2 separate regions of the Homo sapiens genome follow, and region 2 is linked to region 1. A link is a loop called in an ENCODE intact Hi-C map of the cell type or tissue named here. Cell type or tissue: OCI-LY7. All regions are shown on one strand. Each heading gives the region's core, and the rest is flanking DNA. Links, peaks and the distances in the headings are about the cores only. Region 1 has its middle 13 kb from the start of LINC03066. Region 2 has its middle 28 kb from the start of IRF4.

Region 1 (15,749 bases), core at 5,284-13,283:
GCATCAGCAGGCGCTCCTCCGTCGGTTGCTTTTGCATAATAAATGTGGGGAAGATTTTTCAACCCCGTTTTCCTATGAGAAAGCTGAGCTCAAAGGCTGAGCTGCTTTGCTGAGGTCACTCAGAAACTCAGAAACTCACAAAGCAGGGGTGAGACCTCTGCTCGACAGCAAAGGCAGGCAGCGTCCCTCATCCCTGCACCACGAGGGCGTCACAGCCCCTTCCCGGGTGGCCACAGCCACAGGGCACCCTGCGCCCTCTCCGGGCCTCGCCTTCCTCTTCTGAAACAGGACGGTGATCTCATCCCCCTCACAGGCTGATGCAGAGACCTAAGGAGCACACTGGCTGTACACGGAGGAAAGCACCTCGGTTTCCTGAAGCAGTGTGGCATTCGAGTCTGATTTCCAGCAACTCCACTGCCCCCGCAGCCAGACTTTGCATGAGCAGAGTTCGCAAACCTTCTAGAATCTGGCGAGGAACAGAGGAAATCAGCTAAAGGGCGTAACAGGAAGTGGGGCCTGGACCGGGAACCTGGTTCCTCCGCTCTTTCCCTATAGGTACAGAAGGAACAGGCCCAGGAATGAGTAAGAATGTTTTTCTCTACAAATAACTCACACCCAAGCCTCAAGCAGGGTTAGGGAGTGAGGCATTGTGTCATCACCTACCACAGGAAGCCCAGAGCCAGGGCAGACTCCAGACACGGCACGCAGGGTTGTGACTCTACACACCTGGCGCCTGGGGCACTGGTGTCTTCCAGGCAGCTCTGCCAGGTGTCACATCTGGACAAGACAGAGAGGTACTATCTTCCCCTTAGGAGTGATGAACTCCTTTCCAGAAGCTTCCTGCAGGCTTCTCCTCATGCCTCACGTCTAGAATAGAGTGATCTGCATGTTCCAAGAACAGTCACTGGTTGGAGAGTTGGTATCACCGTGACTGGGTGAGCCTGATGGCTCTAAACTCTGGCTGTACATCAGAAGCACACACTGAGCTTCTGAAAAGGAGAGGCCTGGGCCCCACTTCCAGAGATTCAGTTCAATGGATCTCCTGTAGTACCTGAGCATCAGAACTTCGTAGCCCCCGAAGGTGCATGCTACGGCCAGAAAGAAACTCAGGGAAAAATGGATGTTGCAGAGACGTCGCCACAAATGAAACCCACAGCGACAGGAGAAAGCGGCTCGCGTCCCGTTGAAGAAGATGCTTCCCTGGATTACTGTGCAGAGTTGAAGCTTTACCTTTCACCTGGAGAACGCGTGGTTCTGTGACCAAAACAGTGGCAGCTCCTCCACCAGCCCCTGCTGCTCCCATCCCTTCCAGGGAAGAAACTTTTGTTTCTGTGATGCCAGCGCAGGCATTCAGAGCAAAGCCACTTCCAGGAAATTCTAAGAATGAGGTGCGGGCACCACTGGGCTGGCGCATGAGAGTCATGTGCCTCAGACTCCACGCCCCCTGCTGACCGTGCCCACAGGCTCCCAGGTTATCTGTGGCGGAGGTCAGGGTCTGCTGGGCAGGGTCAGGGATGTCTGGTTGGGCTGAAGCAGATGCAGGGGTCCTGCGGTCACCACTGCCTCCGATGAAGCTCTGAATGGTCTTCTCTGTTCTTCCATACGGTCATGTGCCACACAACAACATTTCCAACCACAGACAGCGTATACTATGGTTGTCCTGTAAGAGTATAAGGGAGCTGAAAAATTCCTATCATGTGATGACATTGTAGCCACCTCAACGTCTTAGCACAATTATATATATATACACACACACATATATATACTTTATATGTAGAGAGAGAGAGTGTGGCCTACGTGTGCAGTGTTTATAAAGTCTGCAGTAGTCATAGTGATGTCCTAGGTCTTCACATTCACTCCCGACTCACCCACTGACTCACAAGAGCAGCTGCCAGTCCTGCAAGCTCCACTCATGGTAAGTGCCTTGCACAGGTACTGTTGTTCATCTTTCGTATTGTTCTTTCACGGCACCTTTTCTCTGTTTAGATACACACACGCCACTGTGTCATAATTGCCGACAGCACTCAGCGCAGTGACATGCAGGTCTCAGCCTGGCACGACAGGCTGTCTCATATCGCCAGGTGTAAAGCAGCTCATAGCACGCGGGTGTGTGGAAGTTCACTCTGCGATGCTCACACAACAGCAAATTGCCTGAGGACCCATTTCTCAGAAGGTATCCTTGTCCTTAAGCAACACATGACTGACATTTGTAAAAGGGGCAAGAGACAGCTTGTGCTTCTCAGAAAAGGTGCCCATTTTCAACTGGTTTAGGAAATTTAGAAAGAGGGAGGAGGAGTATTAAAGTGGCTAAGAGTGTTTCTTTCCAGTTGGTTGATTCTGCACCTCACACACCTAAGGAGTCTGGGAAACATCCTGGGTAGCAGTGGTGGAGAGTGGTCGTAATTTACATTGAAATGGGGATCACCACTGCATATACAGATGGCCTTGCTAGGTGCTGAGGAAGCTCTGATGCCCCCGCGAGGATCAAACATGAGTCGTGGAGACAGGACATGGTGACATGTAGGAGAACACAGTTGAATGCCAGGTAAGCCCCACGTGGGCCTCATGGGTTCAGAGGCTTTTTTCAGAATTACTTCCAGTAGAACGGTTGCCCGTCACAGGGAGCATATCCAAGAGGGCGTGTGTGTGAAGCTGGAAAAGTGGCTTGTACTGGGAATGGGGTGTCTCATATCTCTATAGAGAGACCGCAGGGAGCTGAGGACTGAAGGAGAGGTTAGAGCAGCTCAGGCTCAAGCCCTCTTCCCCAGAATCACCAGGAACTTGCCAGGGAGGCTTTTGTTGCTGTTGTTGCAAAATCCAATTGCAATTACAACAATAAGTGAGGAATTAAACTACAAGTATGAATAGCATGGGCAGCTTAATTCTTAATAAGAAAGCCTAAGGTGCTTTCAACTAAACCACTTTCTGAAGTTTTTTTTTTACCAAAAATAAATTATATCCCAAAATTTATAAGAAAAGGTACAAGATAAAAAAGTGCCCCCTTTTAGAGCTAAAGTTGTCAAGCTGCAGATATTTGATTGATTTGTCCGTGAGAGGGTGGGAGGGAAGAAGCCTCCTTATGTGAAGCCGTCTCAGAATTTCTACTCCCAGACCCACATGCGGATGTGGAAAGCCAAACATGTGATTTCAGGCAAATACATTAAAGAGTAAGAGATAGAAAAGTATGTAATTGGATGTATCATTATGATATTTTCCACTGTCAGCAAAAGGAAAAAGATATTGATTGTTCACACGCGCAAAGAGAATCTCACAAACACACTCTTCCTGCAGCCAATGTCCATTTAATCATTGTGATAATGCAGCTACCTAGATTTTTACTCTCCACAGATCCATTAGGTTTAAAAGCTCTTAAAACTTTGATTCTCTACTGAAAAATGGAATGCTTTCTTTCTGGCCATTATAAAATATACTTTGCAGTAGTTTGTGCTGATTCCAACCGTCCATCTTTACAGTTGTTAAATCAGGTTTAGACTAAGCTGCCTCCTTACATATTTTAAGTTTAGCCTGAAGGTTTTTCGGTATATCATGAACTATAACAAGCGGAGGTGTAAATGAACTGTATACTGCTCTTGCGCCAATCACTCAGTTTGGGCCAATAAAACGCAGCCAACTGTTTGAATCATGTTCAAATAACGCAAACGATGTTCAAATACCACAAACGCCGAGCTGTACCCCATCCAGCTGTTTCTGCACCTCACTTCCATTTTCTATACGTCACTTTCCTTTTTCTATCCATAAATCTTCCTCCATGTGGCTGCGCTGGAGTCTCTGAGCCTACTCTGGCTCAGAAGGCTGGCTGATTCATGAATCGTTCATTGATCAATTAAAGTCCCTTTCATTTAATTTGGCTGAAGTTTTTCTTTTATCTCACTTGCATTTTTTTCTTTTGAGACAAAGAAAAACAATTATTAACAAGCCAGAATAGAAGTTTCGCATTGTCAAAGTGCATGTGCAGTCCATTCATTTTTTCTTGTTATTGTTAGTCATCTTATAAATACAGAACCACAAACTTCACTTCCTTTCGTAGAATATACCTCTTTCGGCTCTGGGAATTACAAACCCTTTACAATTTTACCAGTTTCGGAAAAAAACCAATAGGTTTCTTATCAGAAACTGTGTTCTCTCCCCAGATGCCACTCTTTGCATTTAAATAACTGAAATTGAGGACTTTGATACCACAAACATCAAAGCTCTCTGTTGACTGCAGGGTCCACTCTCAAATGCACCTTAATCCCATTTGAGCACCCCAATTCTTAAAGGCAGGGTATTGTGGTTTCTGAATTCACCATGGCTGTCTTTTTATGGAAGTTCACAGACAGGAGTAATCTTTGAATAGCAGTAATCTAGAGGTGGCGACATATGACTTCTTCATGTCTTTGGCAACTTTGTTTAATTTTTTTAAAGTTGCTAGTCTCTTTTTCTTAATGAACGGTCCTTGTTTCATGTTCGTGGCCATTTTCATGGTCAGCCGTCTGGGCAAGCTGCTTTTTCTCTTCTTGTGGTATCACTCCTCCTCTCCTTACTGCTCAGCTGTAGTTTCACACAACGAGCTAAGTGGAGCTCGTGGGGTCACTTACAGGAAACAAGGAGCATGACTCGCACCCATGAAGTTAGAAATGGCACACGGGGAGGGGAGATAGAGCAGATCCGTGCACAGCACTCATGTGTAAAATATGCCTGCACCACTGTCTGCTTTGCGTTTGAGTTCAAAACAAAAGGCTTCCGTGAAATATAATAAGCTATATATATTTTTCAGAGTGACAAGAATTGTCTCGCTTCCCTTCAGTTCCCAGACTTCTCCAAAGTTAGTCTAATGTCATGACATTGCCTGGGGAGGCCAGAGGCTGGCCTCAGAGACGAGAAAGCAGGTAGCTTGGCTTGGGCTTGTTTCTTAAGGGTCTAGGTGCCTACAGCGTAGAAATTCAGCATTTGCAGAGCACCGAGGTGAGGGGCTGGGGGACGGCAGAGCCTAGGACTTGCAATAATGCAAACTCAAGACTGCTGATTCAAGTCAAGCAGGCTAGAGAAGGGGAAGGCTGAATTTCTTCAGCAACTGGAACTGAGCTACGTGCATTCAGTTTCTCTCAACACATTCTGCTCTGAATCAAACTGTATTTTAAACTTCAACACATTCTGCTCTGAATCAAACTATATTTAAAACTATTTTAAACTATATATTAAAGCCGTTTTAAACTATATTTTAAAACTTACGTTAAAGTTCCTGGGTGTGATTATAATATTGTGGTTTTGTAGGAGAATGTCCTTGTTGTTAGGAAACATCCAGAAATTTTTAAATATGGCCTGTGCAACTTACTTTCAAGTGGTTTCTAAAACAAAGAGAGAGGGGCAGAGAGAGTGCAAATACGGCCAATGTTAATAATTCATCAATCTACAGTGAAGGTCAAACAGCGGTTCTTTGTACTATTCTTTTATCTTTTTTGTGAGTTTGAAATATTTAAAAAAATTGGGGAAAATACTTAGGAATAACTGTAACAAAAATACAGGACCTATATGAATCAATGTACAATATAATATTTAAGGATATAAAATGCAACCCAAATTCATGAAAAGATTATATATGATTAGAGAAGTGCAGATATGTGAGATAATTTTTTCTGGTGTTCATATTTTTAAAATCTCACACACTTTTATATATTAGGACATTAAATTGTAGCAAAGAAAATACAGACCATTTACTCATTCATTCTGCCTCTCTCCGTTTGCTCAATGAACGCTGACTCATCACTCGGGCTCACACAGCGGCTCAGCCCCTGGCCCCGGCTCCAGTTCCCCATTCTGTGTGGGCAGGACAGAAGCGGGAAGCGGGAAGCGAGCGGGGGTGCAGGCGGGGGGACATGAATCGGAACAACCGTGGCTGTCAAAGATGCCGGTGCATCCATCTCACTACTCCAGGCTAAGAAGGGACAGACTCAGAAGCTGGGGAGAGGGTTGTGAGGGCCGTGACTCTGGAGATAACCATATCTGCAGGGCTGCTCGGGGTCCACACAGGAGCTCCTCACTTCCTGCTGGTGCTGTGCTGCACTGTTCCCAAAGTGATGGAGCAAGAGAATTTGGCCTGGTCCTACTGTGTGCTGTTGCTGTGTGACCCTAGGCATGTTGCTTCACGTCTCTGGGGCTCAGTCTCCACCTGCAAAATGAGGTGGGTAGGACCAACTACCTCTCCAAGGTGCCTCCAGCGCTGGTGTTCTATGATGGGCTGCCCTGTTTCTTCCAGTCTGGTCATTTCTTGCAGATTAAACCTGCTGGGATATAACTGGGTGCTACGGTGGGGATATTAAGCCCCTTCAATGCTAAGTGTTGATGTCACACATTAACTATATCTGAAGCCAACAGATCAGTACCAAATTTTGGGCCCACCCTGCCAAGGAGAAGCCGTGGCCTCTCCAGGCCCTTTGCAGCTCCTCCCTCCAGCATGCAAGCTGGTGCTGGAGGGGCCCTTTCCCTCAGGAGATCCGGTGCCCCTGCCTGGGAGCCCACACACCTACTGTGCATGGTGGGATCTAGAAGTCCCTGCACAGCTCCCTTGGCTCCAGCTCTGCTTCTGTGATGTGAATTCCAGCCTTAATTAGACAGCAGGAGCCTTTCGTACCCATTTCTGCTCTTTCTCCAAAGTACAGGTGGCTGGGCAACAGCTATGTGGAGAGATTTTTTTTCAGGTCTTTGCTCTGTTCCTCTTTTCAGAAGGGAGAAAAAACAGTGGGGGGAAAAGATGTTTTCTCACTTAATAGAAGCTGGTGAGAGGCAGTCTATTAGTAAGGAATTTGGGGCTTTTTAGATTTGAATTTTGGGTCATTCTTCCTTCTGATCATGTCAATTGGTGAGTTCATTTCTTCTGCGAAAACAGATTAGCCTTCGAGCTTCCTGAGAACTGAGACAACGAGGTCCCCTCCATCTTTGAGTCAGCCTGGCCTCGGGGACAGAGGATGGATTTTGGAGTCGGACAAGCCCCGGCTGAGGCTCCCTTCAGGTGTTCACTTGGGCAACAACACGGTGGCTGTGGGATGACTTGGCTTGTGCGGGACTCTGAGTAGCACGGCCCAGCCGTGACCTCTTGCTGTCCCTCCAGTCCACAGGGACCTGAATGCAGGTGGTCACCAGCCTCCTCTGGAGCATATCACTTCCAGTAGTTGGTATCTGCATTAATAGCCCTTGGGAGGACAGGGGCCCTGAGGGGGGTTTCCTGTAACCAAAGAGGTAATGTAATATGGTGGAGTTCCTAAGGGATTCAAGATTAGGCTAATCCTGCCCTTCAAACATTTCCCCTGAAACCTCTCAGTCATGACCTTCCAAGACGAGAAGCTTCACGGCAGGCAATGAACAGAGACGGCGTCATCTCCAAGGCTCAGTGGAGCGAGTCACGTCACCCTCACTTAGCTGCATGGGTAAGTAAGCCCAGGCCTAGGGAGCTAGCGAGGGGCGGGGCCTGAATTTGAACTCCAGCGGGCTGGCTGCAGGCCCTGCTGCCTCAGGACCCCCACCACAGGGAAGCTCACAGCCTCTCAGCATCTAGCCCAACCAGGCCAGTCAAGAGGTTGGCAAATTCTAAAAACCCCCGATCACCAGCTGGTCTGGTCCCTCAGGCCTGGCTGTTCTCAGTCTGCCCCCTGGCTGTCCCCGGGGCCTCCCCAGCAGGGCCTCCAAAGGCACCCCTCCCACGCTTCACACCTGCCTGGGGTGCCTCTTTTCTCCTTGAATTTAACTACATCCAACATCTCCTGAGCTGTTTGTGTGTGCTGGGCAGTGCACTAGGCTCTACAAAGATAAGTTAGAAACAGTCCCTGTGGCAGGGAACTCACAACTTAGTCTTGGAGAACACAATCTTGAACCCAGAGAAAGCATGGCAAATGTCTGCAAACACATTCAGGGGGTCCGAGGGACTGACGAGGTAAGCACAGCCCGTGGGTTCCATGCTTCAGAGCCTGGGGAGCACTGCCGCTGTGGAGGCGTCTGCACCACACGCTCGACATTTCATTCCAACCCTCACAACCGTCCTCCAAGAGAGCCATTATCGCTCCCACTTTTTGCAGATGAGAAAATCAAATTACAGCCTGGTGACTTTGACCATGGCCATGCAGCTAGCCATGGGCAGTGCCAAATTTCAAATACATGTTCATCTGGATCCATGTCAGCCTGATTCCCACCATTCCAGATCCTCCCCTCAGTGCAGCCCAACCCTCTTTCAGAGCTGACGTCTCTGTAACCACCCAGCTCCTAAGTGGAGGGTTCAGGTTCAGGCTCAGGTGCCCCGTCCCCAAGCCTGCTCTTAGACCTGGCACAGAGCTGTTTAAGAGTAACTGGCCAAGGCTCTGGTGAATGTGAGCCTCTGGGAGGTCCTGAAGAGGACAAATGAAGGGTGTTTATGTGGAAAGGAAGGAGAGAACTTCATGGGCTGCGGTGAGGACAGGAAGACTCAGGCTTGCCTGGGAAACAGCATCTGGCCCACGTGGCTGGGAGAAGACGTGGGGTAGGTTAGAGGCATTCTGTGGATGAGCCCTACCTGTTCAGGGGAAGGGCGTGACCAGAGCGGTGAAGGGCATGTAGGTGGAGGGAGGCTGGCGCCCAGGCAGGCGCCATCAGCACAGGCCATTGGCCGAGCCCCCTGGTGGTGGTGGGAGGGATGGGAAGGATGGTTGCTGGTAGCAGAGCTCGAACAAGGATGAAACCACAGGGTGGAACCAAGGGACCTTCCAAAGACAGGATCTACATCATTCAACAACTACCTGGACATGGAGAGCACAGCTGAAGGGAGAACCCCAGATGACGGGAGTTTTCCAGTTTGGGTGTTGGAGAAAATGGTGCAGACACGGACTAAAACAGAGAAGTCAGAAGACGGCCTGGTTAGGATAAGACAAGACAAGTTTGATTTTCAGGTTTTGCCAAGAGCCAGAGGAATAGCTAGGCGAAGACATTGTCAAACTACGCGGATAATGAGTCTATCTCAGGGAAAAAAAGTACCAAAAATATATAAATATATATGTAATATATATCTATATAAAATATACATTTAAGCATATAGCATGTCTGAAAGTATTTTAAAATGTAGAGCTCAGGAAACAGAACAGAGACTTCTGGGGCATCCATACAAGGTAGTTGAAGCCGGCAGCATGAAGACGCCCCCAGGGCAGTGGCTCTCAGACTTTTACGTGCTTCAGAATGACCAGGGAGGCCCAGCACAGTTCCCCAGCAGTAGAACATATTTAATAAGCACAGTTTCCTTCCCTAGCAGGTAACATTTGCATAGAGTCTTCAGATCTTAATCTAAAGAAATGAGCTGGCTGGGCGTGGTGGCTTATGACTATAATCCCAACACTTTGGGAGGCCGAGACAGGCAGATCACCTGAGGTCAGGAGTTCAAGACCAGCCTGGTCAACATGGTGAAACCCCGTCTCTACTAAAAATACAAAATTAGTCGGGCATGGTGGCGGGCACCTCTAATCCCAGCTACTTGCAAGGCTGAGGCAGGAGAATCGCTTCAACCCCGGAGGCAGAGGTTGCAGTGAGCCAAGATCACGCCACTGCACTCCAGCCTGGGCGACAAGAGCGAGACTCTGTCTCAAAAAAAAAGAAAAGAAATGAGCTATACAGGAGTTTCAGAAAATATGGACTGTATTTTAGTAGTTGTTGCTTGTTTGTTTTAAATAAACAGACATTAGCTGCCTTTCAAATCATACCAGATGGGCCCTTATTTAATCTATTAACTACGATATTGATCCTAACACTACATTATGTGGGCTGAGAGCTGTTCATTCTCCATTGTCCAGCTGTTAAGAATGGGGACTTGGGAGCCACAAGTTTGGGTTTGCACGTTAGCTGCTACCTAGAAACTGTGGTCTCGGGCCATTTACCCAGTGGCACTCCGGGCTCCTCCTGCAGAGCGAGGGTATAATAAGTGCACACACTTCACAGGGCTCTCGTGATGATGAAATAACACCTTGGCACCTAGTAGTTGCCTGACACCTAGTACACGTTTAACAACTGTTGGTTGTGATCTTTATCATGGGTTAGCTCTTGGGGAGGGGGACTCGTTGTACAGAGAAGCAGCAGGAAGAGGTGCCGGTGAGTCAGAAGGTCGTCATGGTTCCTTGAGTCAGTACAGGAGCAGCCTGCCAGCCTGTGCCACAGCAGAAGCTCATAGTGAGATCTAAGCTGGCTGCCACAGGCTGGCAAGCAAAGGTGCCTTTCACACCTTCTGGCTACTTGACCAAGTTTGCACTTTGGGGAATTGCAATGATTGCTGGGAGGATCCTTCTTTCATGGCAGCCCGCCAGTAAACCAGGCACTGGTCATCACTTCTTATTCCCACTGTTGGCCAAGATTGGTCTTGGCAGAGGGGACACTGCATGCTCTTCCTGATGCTACAACAATCTCCCGAGACCAGTGGTCTGCCAAACCTGCCACTGCAGACTAAAAAACTGAGAAGTCAAGCGAACAGCCAGGCTTCTTTCTGATCTACATAATTTAAATAACTGCCTGGGCTGACCTGTGTCCCCTTGTTTGGCCAATCAGTTGTTTTCCTAATTTGACTAATTGTTCATCTTCTCCGGCAGCGCATACCATGAGTCTTGACCATCACCCGTGGCTTCATAAAAACTGACCTTTATTCAGTGAGACCTTCCTGAGTGTCCGTGCTGCGTTTAACTCTTTGAAACATAATCTCATTTAGTCCTCACAGCATCACCCAGGAGGGAGATACTATCTTCATTCCCGTTTTGCAGGTGAGCAAACTGACACTTGGACCAGTGGGGTCCTTTTCCCAAGGCCACGTTGCTACTGGTGTATGTGTTTGGAGGTGGCTTGAGGACTTAAAATTATTGAAGATGGTTTGGATCTCTCTCCTGAGCACTTTAAGAGATGTTGGGGCCACAGAGGTGAATCAGTCCACCTGAGACCCCATCCCTAGGCCTGCAGTGGGTCTTCGCATGTCTTCTGGCAGTTCCTATCCCGTGTCCTGGCCCTGGCTGCCAGCCTTCCCCCATATTGCCATGGTGCCCAGTAGGCCTTGTTCCTCACCTTTCCCTTTGTTCCTTCGGCACAGCTCAAATTAAGTCCGCATGATTAATGCACCTCTTCAGGCTGGAGGGCATCATGCGAGGATTGCAGTGTGAAAAGAGGATGTCAACCCTCACTACTCCATGAGTCCCACTGCCCAGTCCTTCCATGGACCTTCCTATTCACCTTCTCCCTTCTTGGCCCCTAGCCAACCTTCCTCAAGACTGAGTCCCTCTCCACCTCTCTCCCCAGAGTCCCCCTCAGCACAGGTGAGCTGAGGACAATGAGGATGGCCAAGAGGCCGGTGCATCTGAGGCACTTGCACGTGGGCTGCTCTGCCACTGAGGACTTCCATGAGGACTCTGGAGGAAACCTGTTGATTTGACTTATTTTGCTAGATGATGTTGAAACAGGAGAGTTCCCTGAGACCCCTTGCAGGACAAGCAAAAGCGGTGTGGCTTGTCTGTTCATGCGGCACCTGCTCAAAAGCCTTATGGGAGGGGGAGCACGCAGATGGGCTGGTGCAAGAGCTGGGGTGAACACCCCTGGGCTCCAGTCCCATGGAAGCATCCAGGAGTGTGTGCCTGAGGCTCCTGAAGCCCAAGTGGGCGTGTGTTACAGTGCACTCTTTTAGCTTTGCCATCCACAGACGGCTTAAGTGTTAACCAGCTCAGTGCCCCCTTAATACCCAGGTCCTTGTCCCATGTCCAGGAAGAATCAGGTCACACACGGACTTGAAGGATGAATGCAGGGATTTTATTGGGTGGTAGAGGCGGCTTTCACTGGGATGGATGGGGAGCTGGAAGGAGGAGGGAGTGGGAAGATTATCTTACCCTGGAATTTGGCCATCATCGGCTGATCTCCTCTCTTACTATCCCCAGTCGAACACCCCTCGACATTCAGATGCCCCTTGTCTTCTTTCTGCTGAGCCATTCTGCTGATCTTCTGCTCTTCAGTTCATCTCCTTGACTGCTAGTGGAACTTGTGGGTTGGGGTTTATATGGGTACAGGATGGGGGCCATGGTGGGCCAGAAGGCAACTTTTGGGCATGAAAACGAGAATGCTCATTCTCGTGTAAGGCTGCAGGTTTCCAGGTTTGAGGCTGGGGCCTTTGCCAGGGAACCGCCCGCTTCTACCCAGTATTTCCCTGTCTTCTGTCTATATCTGTTTATGACAGTCTACTTGGTCAGAATAAAGTGAATCCAGAAGAAACAAATATAATTGGCCTGTAAGTGCTATTATTGCTAAGTTACTCTGAAATAATGTGTGAGAAAACTAAAAAGACTCTGACAAGTAGGAAGTGTGTGCAAGGTGTGTGCAGGACGGGAGTGAGAGAGGGCTTTGCTCATCTGATGCCTGTGTGGAAGTGTGTGCAAGGCGTGTGCAGGACGGGAGTGAGAGAGGGCTTTGCTCATCTGATGCCTGAGCATAAGATGCCATATTCTCTGTGAAGACACAAGCTCAGAGAGGCTAAGTAATGTGGGTACGACATGACAGAGACACAATTTTTTTCTTATATTCTTTTCCCCATAGGAAGCTGCTTCTCATGTTTGTAGATAGCTTAGTTCAAGCAGAGATTGGTGGGTGACATGAGATGAAACACTTGAGATTTTTAGGGGAAACATACTATGAAAACATTAAGTGTCATTATTAAATGAATTTGCAATCCTCTCCACACATATTGTTCTTTTGAGAAAATTGTGGGGCTGGATGCGATGGCTCAAGCCTGTAATCTCAGCACTTTGGGAGGCCAAGGTGGGTGGATCACCCGAGGTCAGGAGTTCAAGATCAGCTTGGCCAACATGGTGAAACCCCATCTCTACTAAAAATACAAAAAATTAGCCAAGCGTGGTAGCAGGCGCCTGTAATCCCAGCTACCTACCTGGGAGGCTGAGGCAGGAGAATCACTTGAACCTGGGAGGCAGAGGTTGCAGTGAGCCAAGATCGCGCCATTGCACTCCAGCCTGGGCAACAAGAGTGAAACTGTCTCAAAAAAAAAATTGTGGTAAAATACACGACATAAAATTTACCATTTTAACCATTTTTATCAATTCGGTGGCATTAATTACATTCACCTGATTGTGTAGCCATCGCCACCATCCATCTCTGGAATGTTTTCCTCTTCCCACACTGAAACTCTGTCCCCATGAAGTACCGACTCCCCACTCCCCAATCCACCCAGCCCCTGGAAATCTTCAGTTTTCTTTCTGTCTCTCTGGATTTGAGTCCTCTAGGAACCTCATATAGAAATGATACAGTGTTTGCTCTTTGGTGACTGGTTTATTTCACTGAGCAAATGTCCTCCAGGTTCATCGACGTGTAAGGATGTCCCCATCCTGAAGGCTGAATGATGGCCGTTGTGTGCACAGACCACGTAATGTTGATCCATTCGTCTGTTGGTGGGTGCTCGGCTGCTTCCGCCTCTCGGCTATTGTGAACAGAGCTGCCGTGAAGACAGGAGTGCAAGTATCTCTCTGAGACTGTGCTTCCCATTCTTTGTGTGATGCCCAGAAGTGGAACTGCTGGACCCTACAGTCATTCTGTTTCCTTTTTTGAGGAACTGCCATACTCTTCACCACAGTGGCTGCACCATTTTACATTATCTTATTCACCCATTCTTTAAATCACTGTTTTTTGGAAGGCAGAAAACTGTAGCTCACTGGGAAACCAGCCACATCATTGGTGCTCAGAGCATTGAAGGTCTGTCTCTTGGGAACCCAGAGATTTAGGGAGTCCCAGCTCTCTGTCCAGCCACACAGACAATGAGTGCTGCCTGCCTAGAGCTGCCCGAATGGGGAGGGGCATGTAGCTTGGCACGAAGATGGACTCCTGTGCCAAAAACAGCCGCACACAAAGCCCTCTGGTGTGAAATGGTATTGGAGTTAGTTATGCAGGAGAATGTCCTTGTTTGGGAAGTATGTGCAGAAGTGTTTAGGGGTAAAGCAGCGGCACTGCCATGCAGGAGAGGCAGCACAGGACCCTCCTGTTGGAGTGCTGCCCCCCAGCCCCCTGCCCACTAACAGGGTTCCTGAAGAGCTAAGAGCCTTTCGATCTGCTAGACTGTCTGGCGAGGGTTTCCCTGACTATTCTCCACGGGGAGTTCACCCAGCTGGAAACAATAACTGCCCCTGCACCCGATTCCTGAACCCCCCCGCACCCCACTGTAGTCTGCAAAACTCCCATCACCTGAACAACAGACCAGAGGAGGAAAGATTCACAGCACTCCACTGACCAGCTAATACTTACTGAACACCAGGGACGCTGAGAACTGGGGCAGAAGGAGGCTCCAAGGGCTTCCCCTTCTAATCCCGGCATCATGAGTTCATTCACTGGTGCAACTCAGTAAACATTTCCTGGGCACCTACTCCAGAAATGAAAGGCATGGATGGGGCAGCCACCTAACAAGAGGCAAACACTATCGCCTGGTCTTTTTTTACTAATTAGAGCAGAACGCTTTTGTATCAAAATAACTGAATTATGAAACCAGCTGTGCAAAAATCCTAAGTGAGACACAAAGATTTTTCAGACTCATCAGTTGCTGTCACCATTCAAGAAAGCCATTGCCTTAGGGACCTTGCAGATTTCACCATGAAATAGGTAAATATGAACTCATCTCCACGTCTTTCCCACTGACGCAGTAGCCCGCGCTCCTGGCCCTAGAATGAAATACGACCCACGGATGCTGAGTGCCCCTGTCTGTGTACAGCCTGAGCGGAGCCACAAATACACTCTGTCTTCAGCAATCCATCTGAAATCAAGGAGAGAGGACCAAGATGTGGGAAATAATTAAACAAAGTGCAAAGAAAATAAACAGCAGGAGCAGCTTGGGCTAGCTGCGGGTGGTCATTCCAGAGGGCGTGCAGCCCTGGAGCTGGCAGAATGGGATTCAGAAGGATGGAGAAGGGCAGGAGGACTACACCATGGTGGAATGGCCAGGGCTGCTGAGGGGAGAGGGCCGCAGCTGAGGGAACAATGCCTTTGGCCTCCGCGTGGTGTGAAGGTGAGCATGGCCATGCAAGTGCTGCAACAGCAACAAATCCTGTGTCACTGCATTATTAAATAGTACTCATTTTCACTAACGGAGGAAAGAGGAACACACTGGTTAATTCCCTATGTTGTGTTCCAGGGAGCTGGGCACAGCTGGCATCATATCATCAGGAGACTCTCCACACATTCCAGGCACTTAGAGAAATGGGAAACGGCGCAGGGTGGGTGGAGAAAAGGAGAAACGAACATGTTCAAAGGATCCGCTCACTTTTCTATATCGCTAACAGGTCAAGCCATTTGTTTGAGCAGAGGCATTTTGGGGTCTATGATAAGCAGAGTGAGGGCCCGAGTTGAAGACAGTGGGAGACTGAGGGAGGAGAGGAAGGGCATCTTAAGGCAGGGGGCCCCCGGGCCAGGGCCCCCCAGGGAAAGCCTGGGCAGTGTGTGACTCGGCCTCTGAGCCGTCCACTGCGAGAGCCTCTCAGCTGAATCCTTGATATTTTGCAACACACGTAATATCATGGCCAATGGTCTGAGGGTGTGGGATTCACTCAAGCTGGGGGTGACTTCCACATTTGGGTGTGTGTAGAGGATGAGGACAGACTGGGAGCCAAGACCCCAGGAAGTCTGTCATGCAGGGAGCACAGGTGTGGGCACCTCGGCCCCTGAGGGTCCCTCCCGACATCTGGAGTATAAGGAACCCAGCATGAAACAAACCTCAGGAACCAGGG
Region 2 (15,749 bases), core at 2,668-10,667, 150 kb before region 1:
TGCTGATGCTGCTACTCCTCCTGCCACAGCTATTGCAACTGCTGCTACTCCTCCTGCCACAGCTACTGCAACTGCTGCTACTCCTCCTGCCACAGCTACTGCAACTGCTGCTGCTGCTACTCCTCCTGCCACAGCTACTGCAACTACTGATGCTGCTACTCCTGCCACAGCTACTGCAACTGCTGATGCTGCTACTCCTCCTGCCACAGCTACTGCAACTGCTGATGCTGCTACTCCTCCTGCCACAGCTACTGCAACTGCTGCTGCTGCTACTCCTCCTGCCACAGCTACTGCAACTACTGATGCTGCTACTCCTGCCACAGCTACTGCAACTGCTGATGCTGCTAATCCTCCTGCCACAGCTACGGCAACTGCTGCTGCTGCTACTCCTCCTGCCACAGCTACTGCAACAGCTGCTGCTGCTACTCCTGCCACAGCTACTGCAACTGCTGCTACTCCTCCTGCCACAGCTACTGCAACTGCTGATGCTGCTACTCCTCCTGCCACAGCTACTGCAACTGCTGATGCTGCTACTCCTCCTGCCACAGCTACTGCAACTGCTGCTGCTGCTACTCCTGCCACAGCTACTGCAACTGCTGCTGCTGCTACTCCTGCCACAGCTACTGCAACTGCTGCTGCTGCTACTCCTGCCACAGCTACTGCAACTGCTGATGCTGCTACTCCTCCTGCCACAGCTACTGCAACTGCTGATGCTGCTACTCCTCCTGCCACAGCTACTGCAACTGCTGATGCTGCTACTCCTCCTGCCACAGCTACTGCAACTGCTGCTGCTGCTACTCCTGCCACAGCTACTGCAACTGCTGCTGCTGCTACTCCTCCTGCCACAGCTACGGCAACTGCTGCTGCTGCTACTCCTCCTGCCACAGCTACGGCAACTGCTGCTGCTGCTACTCCTCCTGCCACAGCTACGGCAACTGCTGCTGCTGCTACTCCTCCTGCCACAGCTACGGCAACTGCTGCTGCTGCTACTCCTCCTGCCACAGCTACTGCAACTGCTGCTACTACCACTACTATTACTGCCGCTGCTACTGCACTGCTCATGTAACTATTGTTATTACTACTTCTCCGTATCTTTGTCATTAACTCCCATTTGGGAAGCTATAATCAAAGTTCTTTCTTCAGTGAGCTCTTTGCATATCTGAGGACCCCCAAACCGGATCCTGGCCCCCCTCCATAACACTTGTTAATCTACAGCGAAGTTGTTCACACTCGATGGGTGCAGTGTGCCAGGGGGTCTGGGCCACCCCTCTGAGGCCCTTCTGGCCTGTTGGGAACTCCAGCATGGAGAGGACAGGCTCGGATGCACAGCCAACCATGAGTCTGTGACTCCGCATGTACTTATTCCCTGCCACTGTGTCAGCCTTGGGTTCATGAGAAGGTGATTTCAACCCAAACGGCCTTGCTCCCTCTAAAGGCATATGCAGAGTGCCCACCCTGTGCCAAGCACTGCTCTGGGGTACAGCAGGGTAAGGTGGCTCCAGGGTCCCCTCAGAGCCTACATCGGGGCAGGCAGAGCACGAGAAGGGTCTCCAAAATAATATGTCAGAACATCCGTCTGTACGTGTTTGCATCTAGAATATTAGAAATGAGCTGAAGCCTAGAGTGCCAGCTAGTAGTGCTCATATTAGCAGAAGTCACAGCAGTGTGTGCAGGGAACCTCCCCGGCCACTGCCACAGCCCACTGTAGGGAGCCCCCTTACATGGATTTGCAGGTTCTGGTTTTAAGCAGAAAACCCCCAAAAGAACTTTCAGCAACAAAACTGAAAGAAATATAATACAATAAAGAGCCAGCCAAAAAATGGTGAGCTGGGCCCCAGCCCAGCACAGGTTTGGTCGGCTGCCTGTCCAGGCCAAACCCATGAAGTGCCGACCAGATCTGAGCAGAAATCACCTCTGCAAGAGAAACCCTCAGAATGGCTATTTGAATATGGATTTCCGTCTTCAGTCCTCAACGCTGCACCCCATGCCGGCGTGTGTTTCACCCTAAGGTCTTAGCCAGTGCTATCAACCCTATCTCAGGGAATGGGAGGTGGGCACCTATGCTCCCTGCCCACATGGAGGTGCAGTGTGTAAATGTTTGGAGGACAGGGACTCAGAGTCACCGAAACCCCACACTCCCAGAATGAATCACTCATTCAATAACATTTATGCAGGCAGCATTTTGGAATCTGACAGCCCCTCACCTGCAGTCCGCTCCCTTCACATCCCAGAGCCCAGGAATTCAGAACTCTCTCCACCAGCCCCTCCGGGGAGGGCTTCCATGGGCCCTCACAGGGCAGCAAGCCACAGAAAACCTGGGGTCTGCCAGGCAGGACCACACAGACAGCTTCAGGACCAGGTCTCTGTTTGCGACCTGGCAAGGCCATTTCTAACTCTGTGACCCTAAGCAAGTTTCCCAGCAGTCTGAGGATGGAACTCGCAGCTTCAGCCTGATGCTGAAGGACATGAGGCTTGAAAAATCCTTGGCGAGTGGGCAGGCAGGGAGAAGGAGGCAGCAGCTGCTGCCTTCTTCTAGTGGCCATCCTGACCTCTGGAGTAAAAATGAGACATATCTCCTTTCCTTTCAGAAGTCGTGAAAAGCACCTCTTCTTTCTAAGGACAATAGGATGAGGGTTAAAAAACTCATCAAAATGCTTCATGCAATGGTTAAATCAAGCTAATTAACATATGCATTGCCACACATTCTTATATTTTAGTGGTGAGAGTACTTAAAGTCCACTATTTTAGTAATTTGCAAGCATACAATACATTGTTATTAATTATATTCACTGAATTGTACAATGGATGCTTTGTACTTATTCTACAATGTTTACGTATTTTCAAAATATATTGTACGCCATAAACATATACAATTTTTGTCCATTAAAATTTGTTGAAATTAAGAAGAAATGAAATGCTTTGCGTTCATTGGTAGAGAAGGTGGTCAATAAGCGTGGAATGGATTCGCAGTCCAGTCACTCGGCCGTGCAGGAAGCCAGCGTCTGGCAAGGGCTGAGTGGCCTGAGGAATTTCACTGTTTTTAGGGCTGATGTCACTTTTCCCTGGCTGCGCACTAGGTCATAGTATGTCTCCAAAGTTGGGATAAACATTTCCTGAGTGCCAGAGTCCCCATTTAAAAAATAATAGTAATGGCCGGGCGCAGTGCCTCACGCCTGTAATCCCAGCACTTTGGGAGGTTGAGGCAGGTGGATCACGAGGTCAGGAGATCGAGACCATCCTGGCCAACATGGTGAAACCCCCTCTCTACTAAAAATACAAATGTTAGGTGGGTGTGGTGGTGCCTGCCTGTAATCCCAGCTACTCGGGAGGCTGAGGCAGGAGAATCGCTTGGGCCAGGGAGTCGGAGCTTGCAGTGAGCAGAGATCGCACGACAGCACTCCAGCCTGGCAATAGAGCGAGACTTCACCTAAAAAAAAATAATTATAATAATAGCAGTTGAAATCCTCGAATTTACAAAATAAAATGTCTCCAAAGACCCAAGGATGAGAACGCGATCACAGAAACAAAGAGAAGGGAAGTCCTGGGGGCTGTGAGCCCAGCTATGCCCAGGGAGCCTGTGGGTTCAGGGAGCAGAGCTGGGGCGTCAAGTTCTCACAGGTAACAGCTTCTCACAGAGCTGGGAGCTTCCTGCTCCTGGAGAGTCCACAGGCCTCCATCAGCCGCAAACATTTCTGGGGGACAGAATGTCACCTTCAGGGAAGAACAGACACACTCCTGAGGGGACTGTAACAGCAACCACTAACCACTCTCCTCCCTGGGATTCTCAGAGCTTCATCCTCTCACTGACTCTGGAGAGAGGAGATGTGCGCAGAGAATTCAGAACCCCTCCCATCGCCACCACCTCCCACAGCCGGAAAGCAAACTACTTATTCCTGGAATGGTTTAGAGAAACACGTGCTGGGGGGCAGGGGGCTTCTCTTACATCTCCTTCTTTCTGGGGGCGCGGGGGGGAAGAGAGAGAGAGATTAAGTCTATTATCACACTACTGTGCCTCACATTCGGGTAGAATTCCATGCCCTCGTTGAGGTGAATGGTGCTCAGTGGTGCTGGGGTGACTGGGCTGGAACACCCGCGTGTGGAGGCACATCTTTTTAAAGGCAACACTTCCTTTGTGCTGCTTCTCTCTTTGCAGTTCAGATTTGGAGAGAACGTGGTTTCGACCCAGGCTCTATTACTTACCTGCTATGTGGCTCGGAGCAAATTATTTAACCTCTTTTGGCATCAGCTTCCTCCTCTGTAACACAGGACACAATATTGATCTGGCAGTGATGAATACAGAATGTGTCCAAGTGCCTGCAACAATGCTGAAGAATGTGTGTGTGTGTATGTGAGTCCTGTATGAGTGTGCATACACTTTGTATGTGTATGTGCATGAATCGTATGTGTGTGTATGTCTGTATGCATGCATTGTGTATATGTACACATGTGCACGTCGTATATGTGTATGCATGCATCGTGTATGTCTGTCTGCACGTGTATGCACACATGTGGGTATGCGTGTATTGTGTGTGCACATGCTATATGTGTATGCATGTTATTGTGTGTGTACACACATAGTATGTGTATGCAAGCATTCAGACATGTGGATGTGTGAATGTATCTGTGCATATGTGCACATGCTATATGTGTATCTGCATGTATTGTGTATGTGTGTGCATATGCACACGTGTAGATGCATGTGTCGTGTGTACATGTGTGTATGTGCATGTGCACACATATGCATGCATGCATTCTGTGTGTGCTTTGCCCTCAGTTTACTCTCACCATATATTTCTGGTGCTGTTATTCTTGGTGTCAAAACAAAGAAGAGGGTTGAGGAGGGACCCAAGGCTGCAGCAGAGCCCCCGGAGTGCGTCCCATGGCCTCCCCATGTCCTCCTCGCAGGGCCGAGGCAGACTTGCCCACTGGAGCAAAAGAGGGGTCAGGAGAGGAGATTGCCTGAGCAGCTGAAATGCCGCCATCATTTATTTGTCAAATCCCCAAAGGTACCCTCTGCCAACTACAGTTTACCGACTCGCATCACAGCAGTCTCCTCTTACGTTATTAAGCTCCAAACAGAGTGCTTTGTTTCTAATTCACCAACACACAGAGCTCCAAAGAACTGAGAGATAGAATTTCATGTCTTGGCATCTCAGCCACCCCAGAGAAAAAGAAGTAAGCAGTCAGCGAGTCCCTGGTCTCAGATAAAACAAAGTATGTTAATTCAGGCTGATTTCTTCTCGCTCCTAAAGGGATTTTATGCTGTGCCAAATGCTGGATGATAAGAACTTCTTCAGTTTTGTTTCTTTAGATCTGTTTCCTTTTAACCTCTACCCCACTGTGAACTTCATTCCTTCATATTAAGAATAACAGTAGATTCAAAATTCTGGAGCAGCACTAGCAAAATATAACGAGAATGTGGAACGCTGGTCCTCACACCACAAAAACAAATGAAATGCAACTTGTTGCTGAATAAACTTAGATTTACTTTATTAGATGACTTTACTATAAGCTTCCCCCGTTTCTGCGGCTTCATGGGATCTTAGCCTGCGTCAGCCAAACCACTTGCTATTTTTCTGTTGCTAAAACCAGGTCGTGTGGTGTCTCAACGAGGAGACGAGAGCTGTACTCTTTTTCTCCTCATCTTCCTCTCGTGGACAGTGCATACTACCAATAATATTTTAGGAGATTCCAGAATTTACCCAAATGGTAAGAAAAGTCATCAATTCCACAAAAGAGTTTGTATTTCAAATATATGTAAAAACTAAACAAAAACTCCAGTACAGTAGCATGCAGCACTCTCAAAGGGAAGGAGGTTTACATCGAGCACCACTTGGTTCTAGACAGGTACCCAGGTGGTAAGTGAAAATTCAGTGAAGTCTAACACAAGATCCTCCACCTTGGCTCTCGTGATACTTGGGCCGGGTAATTCCCAGCTCTGGAGGCTGCCCTGTGCTTTGTAGGGGGCTTAGCACCTTCCCCTATCTTCTTGATGTCAGGAGAAGCCCCCACACCAGGTGTGACAGCCAAAAATGTCTCCAGACAAATGTCCCCAGGGGGCAGTCAGCCCCGGTGGAGAACCACTGTGAGAACCAACTCACTAGTGATCAGTCCTGCACTCCAATAAAAAAGAAACCGGGCTGTTCAATCAAAAGGAAAGATCCACCCAGACGTGCCCCAGGGGGCAGAAGCTCAAAAACTTTATGCCGGGTGAAGAAAGCCAGACATGAAGGATGGCGTGATTCTTTTTATATGAAATGTCCTAAGAAGGCAAACTGATAGAGACAAAAAGCAGATTGGTGGTTGTCAATATGGGGAGTGGGAATGGGAATTCACTGTATTCACTGCATATAGGCAGCGGGATCTTACTGGGGCAATGAAAATATTCTGAAACCAGATGATGGAGATGGCTGCACACTGCAGTAGGTTTACTAAAAATCCTTGTACACTGTAGGCGAGTGAATTTTTTTTTTTTTTTTTTTTTTTGAGGTGGAGTTTTGCTCTTGTCACCCAGGCTGGAGTGCGATGGCTTGATCTCGGCTCACTGCAAACTCTGCCTCCCGGGTTCAAGCAATTCTTCTGCCTCAGCCTCCCGAGTGGCTGGGACTACAGATGCATGCCACCACACCCAGCTAATTTTGTATTTTTAGTAGAGATGGGGTTTCTCCATGTTGGTCAGGCTGGTCTCGAACTCCCGACCTCAGGTGAATTTTATGGTATGTGAATCTTACCTCAATAAAGCTGTTTTCAAAAAGCATGAAAAAAATTAGGAGAGGATGGTGTTTTGTAGGAGAAGAAAATCAAAATAGGAGTTAAAACCAATCCCAGTGACTTCCTTTAACTATGGGAAATAATCTCCTAAAAACAGAGAGATCAGATTCCCCACATTCTAGCTAGCCAAATGACCGTTACGGCAAGCCCACAATATTTTTGCTGGTCAGACAGCTGCAGTGTCTGTTAGCACCTGATGCAACCCAATGGGCTGTCTAATGAGCTCTGGTGTGTATCTTTCTGTGGAAAATAATGTGTATGCATGGTCACCCAAGTTCAACACGGCCAGGGGTGGGGCCGGGGGTCAGCACGGGTGTGTCTTGTAAGGCAGTCTGTGTTGCCTGTTAGGATATAAAACAATTGGTATCAGCAATGAAACATGCCCAGTGTGACCTGCTATTTAAAGAGGAAAAAGGCTTGAAACCACTCAGACGCCCAGAATTCCCCATTGCCCACTCAAAACTCTACCATAGTAAAAAAAAAAAAAAAAAAAAAAAAAAAAAAGTTTCTCTGTCCTTTGGTTTGCATTACAGAACAGCTGCTGTTGCTATTCAAAGACATTCTGAGGACTCTTAGTGTAAATGGGGTAACCCATGTCTTCTTGGAGAATTCAGCTGCTGTTAATTTACTGTAAAAAATATCCACTCTTTTAGAGACCTAGAGATTTTCAGGGGGTTCATGACCTGTCTGAGAGCCACGAGATGGGTGTCTGTCCACTACTGGAGGCCTTTCCTGCCATGTTCTAAATATGAACGTGGCTGTAACACTCAGCCCTGAGTCAGGAGGCAACCTGTGCCGTTTCAGGAATCTGTAGCTCTGTGGAGCCAAGCACCACGAGAAATGCGTAGAAACTGGGGTTTTGGGATAAATTATCCTGGGACGCCAATCTGGCAAAGTTTTGGATAAAGAAAGGTGATAACAGAAAATTCTATCATTTTCGAGACATGTTGTCGCAGCGACAATGAAGAGCGGAAATAGTTTTCATGATTCTAATTTCTCCCAAAGGCCACACATCAAAAAGACACTTCTATCTTTTAATGACTCTCCATCTGGTATGTTACAGAAGAGAAAACTCTGAGAAATCCTGCCCCTACTCTAAGGACTGGGAAACTGTGGACGGGAGAGGCTGCACTGAGCCTGAGCAGAAGGGCCAGTGAGGCAGGGGACGCACCCAGCAGCGTTTGACAACACTGCAGGGAGAGCCACCAAAGTCACAAATCATGCCAAGCGCGAGGTCAGGATCCACCTGATCAGATCCCACTCGTTTCCTAGAAAACGGCGTGTAGAACGTTCTCTCTGGTTTTTGTTGACCAGCAGGCTCTGAAGCGTCACAGGACAGCAGTGTCTATTCTGTGAAATGCACGTCGGGGATTTTACGGTGAGGTCTCCTTGAGTGAGATTTGGGCAACAACCACACTAAGAACAAGGGTCTCATAAAATACGCAAATAAGCAAAAGGTGATGTCGCTGCAGAAGCCACAGTTTGTTTGTTTTTACCTTAAATCTCGCCTGCTTCCTTTTGGCAAATAGATAAATAAATATAAGCTTCAGAGGTCGTTTTGAGAAGTTTTCTTTCCACACGTGAACATTTGTCTAGTGCTATTATCAGATCAAAAAGTATACATCTGGGACAAAAGAAAATCTTCACCACCCAAGTGATGCCAGTCAGGCGAATTTCCCAAATCTCAAGTTGTTTTTTACTTCCGAAGAATGTCATGGTTTTCTGCTTCCTAACCTTTGAGTCTGAAGCTGGTAGACGTCGAAGAGGGCGGTGGGTTTTCTGCTTCCTAACCTTTGAGTCTGAAGCTGGTAGACGTCGAAGAGGGTGGTGGTGGTGTGCCGAGTCAGTTCAGTCTGGCTCAGAAAGTCAGGAGGACGCCCACCATTCCACTGAATCACTGTCTCTTTAAACGGGTGGTTGTCACAGCCACTTTTTAATCGCCCCATTGCTTCTTTTCCGATTGAAATTTTTCTTTTGAAGATCATTCTTTTCCAAGGACTTGCAAGCTTTTCTTTTTTTTTTGTAAAAGTTTTGGGGCAAAACGATTCTTACCTCTGGGGCAAGAGGACATTGGCTGTACCGCCTTAGAAGTATATTCATTTGTGTTTGATGATTTGTATTAGACTGAATAGCAGTCACTGGTTCAGAATTGCATTTCTTAGAATACATAATTCAGTGCTTGGTCTGTCCAACTATGGATGAAGCGGCGCCCTCTGTCCACCTCAAGTGCTCCCCAGAGCACGCCCTTCTGTTGGAGCATCTGCGCCTGCTCCCAGGCAGTCACCCAGGTCAAATTTCCTCCTCCCTGCTTGCTCAGTGCTTGGGCCACTAGCCTCATCTGCCCTCCCAGGAAGCTTCTGGGGGCCTCTTGTTTCTTTTTGGTAGCTTTGTCTTTCTTGAATCTTCCAAGAATTTGGGAGACTTTGGAATTGTCTTTGCCTCTTCCGCAATGTCTCTCCTGGACAAATCCATGTCTACTCACTGCCATCTCATCAAGATGGCGCCCAGCTGTGTGTCCAGACTTCCTCAGTGGGATCCCACACACCGCCAGTTCATGCCTACTACGAGCCTCAAAGATGACTTCCAAGTCCTATAGCCTCAAGGCACACCCTCACGGAAAACCATTTTCCTGCATGACTGTATTGTGTGGTGACAACACTGTCTTGTGGATTAGGTAACTGTGGTCCCCTCCACTTGTCGTCTTTTTTTATTAACTTATAAACAAATCCATTTCAAATTAATTATGTCATCTGCTTAGGCTATCTCGACCTTTGCTTCTAAGTTATTCTGAAAGGACTTTGTTTTGCTTACTTGAAGAGCTCCTTGACCCTGGGTTCCAATGCGGTCTAGGGCAAAGAGCCTTGGACCCAGAGTCAGGCCGCAGTGCTAGATGAGCCTCCGCTGCTCAGAGCTAAATGTGCGCTAGTTATTTTATAGGTTTGTTGCGAAAAAGAGTTAATTTTTGTGAAAGTGCTCTGTAGCGGAAAACATTTTGAAAGCGTTCTAGAATTGGCCAAATAAAAGTAGTTTTCTGGATTCTGACATAGATGAAGGAACAATACATTTTTTTTTTTGTAATCTCAGAAAGAAACTATTGGACAGAAAATCTAGAGAATCTTTTTTTTTTTCCCTAAGAAACTACATAAAAGATGTTGCAAACTAAAACAGATTTGGAAACCTGAATGCCACGTGTGGCCCTGAAGCGTTCACAAAGGCACTGTGAAGTCTAGGCCGGGAGTCCGCAGCGGGGACGTGGTGGTCAGTCCAGTGGCTCACGTTGTTCAGTGTTAACCTGGGCATTTTATAGCAGTGCGGGAGGCCGGTATCAGAAGCTGTGCATCTTTCAAAGAAAAGTTGCTTTAAACAACTGTTTCAATTGCCACAGTGAACTTTGTTCAGAGCTAGTTTCACAGCAAACAGTCAACATCAAACTCTTCCAAGAAATGAGCGTACATTGAGAGAAAGGCAGTGGAAGAAAAAATCTAGGAAATAGAACAAGGCTATCAGATAGTAAGTGCATGGATCTGAGTGAAAGGTGACAAGAATCAGGTCAATGATAGGCTCAGAAAGAGACAATAGTTTAAAAACCCAAACCAGAAGGTGGACGAAGCTAGAGGCTGGAGCTGCAGGAGCAGTTCACGCAGGTGGAGACAAATGAGCTTGACACCAGGCTTCCCTCGCCTCCAAGTGCAGCCCCCACCCTCTCAGGTGGGTACGTGGCATCAGCTGGGTGGGGGTACGCACACAGCTGGAGGCACAGTGGGGCCAACAGTAATTTTGATGATCTGATTTCAATGCAGAAAAAGGGAATGAACGTGACAGGATGATTTTTTTAAGCTTAAGGAAGCAAAAAAGAAAGCTTAAGAGGCTAACACTCAATTCCTAAAACTTTCTTTTTAACAGAAAGTCCCAGAAACAAATGATGTCAACACACGGAGAAGCTTACGAAGCTCCAGGTGGACTAAAGCTGGCCCTGCCTATTCCACAGCATGCGAAGGGCAAGGAAGGGCTGAGCGTATTTCTAAAGGTGGGGTGAGTGAGGACTCGGGGAGCAGGAGTTTTGCTCCCAGGCAGACCGCTCAGCCAGGCACTCGGCCAGCATGCTAGTAACAGCGAGGTGCACACGCAGCTCCAAGACTGCGCTCTTTCTGTGAAGGATACACAGACTTTGTATCCGCAGCTCTGAGGGATGAGCTGGGGCCCCCGCAGCTGTCCTTGCTGGCTCGCGGGGTGCAGCAACTTCCTGAAACAAGCAAGGCCACAGTGAGGCTCTGACAACAGGCAAAGGGAGGGAGGAGCAGAGACATGCCCAGTGATTTGACAAGGGTCCGAGGGTCCGCGTGGAAGGTGACCCAGCACCTACTGCGTACCAGTCCCTTCTAAGTGGCAGAAAAGCCCCAGGCCCTGCTCTCAAGAAGCTTAAGGTCTCCTGGCAGGAAGGCGGGAGCCCCACCTTAGAGAAACTGTACATGGTGATTCTCAGTACAGTAAGAGGCATTTGCATGACTGGGCCTCATCAAACATTCACAAATATTTAAATTAGATCACATAATCAAATAGAGGTGTTCTGTGATTTTTTAATTTTTTTTTGGCAGTAGAAGTAGTCTTAACAAGCTGTATCTACATAAATTATTATGTTATTATAAATCTGACTCTGAAATGCACTTGGGGAAATGGTAATTTAAAGACACCCTAAAGGGGTTTCTTTGACAAAGAGAAACAGGGAAGCTTCCGCCTCTATCGGCCTCCTGTGAGACGCAGACTTTCCTACGCTGAGTCTCTTAGCGGGAGGGATACCCACAGAACACACTCAGGAAAAACAAAGCAGCTTTCTCATCCAGAGTCCTCAACAATCACCAGTCACCTTCAGTTATCTTTGAAGAAAGGACTAGAAAGAATGAAAGAAGCTGTGAAAAGTCAGATAATTTTCAAGACCTTTTCACTTCTGTTTCTGTAGAAAAAATGAAATGGAACCAGTTGGCAAGTGTGTCAGGTGTCAGGGAAATCCGATTAATGACACCCTTCTATATGACAATCATTAATAACCATGGGATAAAATAAGGGATAGAAAAAACGCATGCAGTAAAGCTTTTCTTTTATTGAATTTTATATTTATCATACCAGTTAAAAAAAACCAAGAAAATAAAATAAATATTACAGTAAAAAAGGGACATGCACGTGGCGATTCTTGGCACAGAAAGAGGGCGTGCTGCGTGACAAATATTTCAATCAGATCATATCGCTCAACAGAGGTGCACTGCAGTTTTTTGTTCGTTTTTGTAGAGGTAGTTTGGGAGCATGGTGGGTGCCCCTGAGCTCCAGCCTCTTCTGGAGGTACGTGCTACTCTGGTCACACCCAGGTGAGGTTGGGGCACAGGGCCGGGCATCTCTGCACCCTTCCCCAACCCTGGCTCCTCAGAAGGGCAGTCCCTGCTGGCAGCGCCCATGGGGCTGGTGGAGAGGAGGTGGGACCGAGCTGTAGTTGGAGGACCCAGCGGCCTCCTCCTCTTGTCACAGGTGTAAACCCCCCAGTGTGCCGTCTGCACCCCTAATGCTGCTTCTGCTTCTGGAGAACCCAAGCCACCGCAGCCAGTCACAAGGAGATGATGGCGATGGCCCCCACATTGTCACCTCATTTGTTCAATTCTTCCATGGAGAGGTCCCTGAGGCGTCCAGTCCAGGCAGTGGTTCCTGCTCCTGACTGCTCTTCCCTCGCAGCCGCCAGCCCAGCATCCCCAGGCCTAAATCAAGCCCCAGGGCCTTCCACAGCCGCCCACAGCCCACAGCACAGGAGCTTCCTGGGCAGGCACCTGGAAACCAGCCCTTCTTGCCTTCTAGTCTCTGGTCTCCCCAGGATAGGTCCTCAGCGTTTGCAAGTGTGATGCCAAGGCCATGCCAGTTCTGGGCCTTTACCTGCAGGCCATTCATGCCCCGGTGCCCTCACCCCTCTTCCCAGACCCCCCTCCTCGCCCAGGGTACCCCCCCCCACCGAGCAGCCCCTGTGGGCCTCTCCGCCCGGTGCACCTCCCTGCCTGCGCTCCAGGCTTCGAGGCTCCACTCTGTTCATGGAATATTCCAGAGTGACTGCCTTCTCTCCCCACCTCCTCCGAACAGAGGCTGCCCAGATTAAATATTCCTTTCCCTCATGGCAATCTGTGTGGTGCCAACCTTGCTCTCACTGTGGGCTGTGGGCACAGCGGCCAATGGGGCCGCAGATGAGGCCACCCCCTCTTCATGGGGGTCTCTTACGAGGACACAGTTCATAGCAGATGCTCCCACGCCCATAACACAGATGACCTTCCCTGGGAGGGGTCGGTTCTCCAGACAGGCTGCCAGGAAAAGCAGAGATCAGTGGGGCACATGGGCAGGAATGCTTCCGAAGCAGGGGGTCACAGGCAAAGCTCCGAATAGCACATTTCTGGAGCACATTGTGTAGGAGAGCAGAGACTCCCCACTCAGACCCCCTTTTAGTGTCAGCTTGTTGACACTCAGATGCTTCTCAGAAGCTGGTAGCACTTCCTCCATCCAATCACTGAGGTGCCAGCCCCACCCATGGCTGAGGGCCAGGGCTGCCTGTGTGAAAGGCAACCACCCGGCTCCGTGCCCACCACCCAGGCCACCCCACACAGACTCTTCCTCGCTGCACTTCTTAAAGCCTGCCTTGCCCAGGGCCTGCCGGCTCCCTCCAGGGTCCAGGTCCTAATGGGCTCAGGTGCTACCATTGCCCAGCCCTGCCCCTCAGCCTCAGGGGTTGGAGGGAGCTCCTGCCAGTCTGGTTGCTCTGACACCCACTGCTGCTTCTCTTGCCTGGTCTTGATGAGCCTCTCTTTGTCTGAGTTCTTCAGACTGGGCTGCTTCCTGCCAGGACCTGGTGCCAGGCTGTGGGAGAGGTCCCGTCTCGGCCACTCTGAACACATAGGGTGCTTTCTTGGACAAGCACAGCAAATCTCTGTGCTTCTGAAGATACCTTGTGGGACATGCAGAGCTCATCTTTCACAGAGATGGAGCATCGAGAACAGAAAGCACCCACCACTGCACACACAGGCAACTCTATATTCCTGCGGGGGGCAACCCAGGGCCCAGGACACCCAGTGCCCAGCCAGTTACTGCAGGCTAAGGCAGAAAGGTCCGGGCAGAGGCGTGCGTGGTTGTCCTGCTGCAACCCTTTGGTTGCAAGAAGCAAGAAGTGAATCTCTGCCACTCCCTACCTTCCCACACTCTACAAGGCCTCTAATCGAATGCACGCCCATCCTCAGGGAAGAACTTCAACACAGTGGCACGTGATTGCTGGCACTGCGTGGGTTTCACCCTCCTCTCGTGATTCCCCCTCAAAGGCACTGGGGTGACTGTAGGCGCACCTTGCCTGTGACTGGGGTCAGGCTGCTTGCATTCCAGTCCTGACCTGGCTGCCTCCTGGCTGTCAGACTAGAGTTCAGTGTCTTCATCTGAAAGCGAGGATCATAGTAAAACCTATCTCACAAGATGGTGGTGAGGACGTGATTTCAAAAGAAAAGGTCCTCTGCCAGTTCTCGCCATGCATCAGCGCCCAATGGCTGTTGGCCGTGCTCAGGTTGACCACCCTGCCATCTAATGGGAGGTCTTTGGGGATAGAAGGGGCCTTCCCAGACACATCAAATGCCACCAGCCAGGGTGCTGTCTGCACCCCTCATCCCTTCTAGGGAGTTTTTTTCATGGCAGTGGAGGGGAAAAGTTCCCCACATGAGTGTGTTGCCTCCTCGGGGACTTCCCCAAGGTATTCCAGAGAATCAGGACCCAACTGAACCTCAGCCAGGCCCGCCTGGCCCCAGCCACTTCAAGACTCTCATCTGCTGATACCACCTCTGCCCCAACCTGTGCTCCTGGTGGTCCTGGGAGCCGGAGGGTCACGGTGACGGGAGGGCCTGGCAAGGCATGGAGCGGGCCTCTTGCTGTGGAAGTGACTTTCCAGGCATGAAATGATGGCAGCCCACCCTTCTGCACCCCTCTCGGCCACACCTGAACCTGCAAACAGCCGCTGTAACAGCCAAGAGTCGGTTCCTCTCCTCTCACACCTTCCTGGCGTTCCCCGTGTCACCACATTGGCCCAGCTTAACACAAAACCCAGGAGAATCCCAGCAGCTGACCCTGGCACATGACAGGCCTCTCCCAGGACACTGGCTCTGAGGAAGCTCTGTGCGGCTGGGCCTGTTGCCATGAAGGGTACACCCTTTGTAAAGCAGAAGGTGACATTTCTTGGGTGCACGTGTTGGAGTCTTCTGATTCTTATTTTCCAAAAAGGCTGCCCATCAGTGTCTGGGGAAACCCAGCGCTGACTGACAAGCAGCAGACCTGCTCACCAGCAAGGTGCACTTCCTGTCTGTGCTGATGGGGCCGCTTCTGGGGGTGGGTGCCCGAGGCCCAGGGCAGAACAATGGACGACGTGCCTCTGCGGGGAGAGAGGGGCCAAGCTTCCTACCACTACTGTGCATCGTGGGGGCTGCTGCGTGGTGATGTGGCTCCTCGGGCCAAGCTGGGAAGGCGGCTCTTGCTGGGATTAGCACTTTTCCAAGCCCTGTCCTCCAAACATTATTCCTTGAAGGAATTATTAACCCAAAAAGCATCCCCCTAACCTCACCCCCATCATCTAGGTTTTTGTTTGTTTGTTTTCCAGACGGAGTTTCACTCTTATTGCGGAGGCTGGAGTGCAATGGTGTGATCTCTGCTCACTGCAACCTCCACTTCCTGGGTTTAAGCGATTCTCCTGCCTCAGCTTCCCAAGTAGCTGGGATTACAGGCACCTGCCACCACGCCCAGCTAATTTTTTGTATTTTTAGTAGAGACAGGGTTTCACCATGATGGCCAGGCTGGTCTTGAACTCCTGACCTCAAGTGATCCACCTACCTCGGCCTCCCAAATTGCTGGGATGACAGGCGTGAGCCACCCCACCCGGCCTATATAGCTTTTAAAATCAGGCCTGTGTACACAGGACATGCACAGAA

The links. A loop is a pair of places that touch in the nucleus more often than their neighbours do. Peaks named below come from ENCODE experiments on the same cell type or tissue, not always from the same donor. Only the 100,000 strongest peaks of a DNase experiment are listed, where the experiment ranks them.
Region 2: it touches region 1 in a loop (6-fold over the local background); 5 of 110 quality-filtered maps call a loop at or near these places.

What each region holds. Positions count from the first base shown.
Region 1 is chr6:210,142-225,890 of GRCh38, reverse strand. No RefSeq gene overlaps it. Among named protein-coding and RNA genes, the nearest start is that of LINC03066, 13 kb to the right of the region's middle. RefSeq lists enhancers at 187-236, 6,903-6,952, 7,773-7,822, 8,693-8,932, 10,005-10,164 and 3 more. In OCI-LY7, for the core only: CTCF peaks have their summits at 7,669, 8,422 and 8,635 (motif pointing left); DNase peaks (open chromatin) are centred at 6,700, 7,430, 8,640, 10,120 and 2 weaker places; H3K4me3 peaks cover 2,362 bases; H3K27ac peaks cover 3,146 bases.
Region 2 is chr6:356,322-372,070 of GRCh38, reverse strand. No RefSeq gene overlaps it. Among named protein-coding and RNA genes, the nearest start is that of IRF4, 28 kb to the left of the region's middle. RefSeq lists enhancers at 10,431-10,930, 15,737-15,749 and a silencer at 10,786-10,978. In OCI-LY7, for the core only: a CTCF peak has its summit at 6,121; DNase peaks (open chromatin) are centred at 5,586, 5,990, 7,020, 10,420 and 2 weaker places; H3K4me3 peaks cover 3,511 bases; H3K27ac peaks cover 5,925 bases.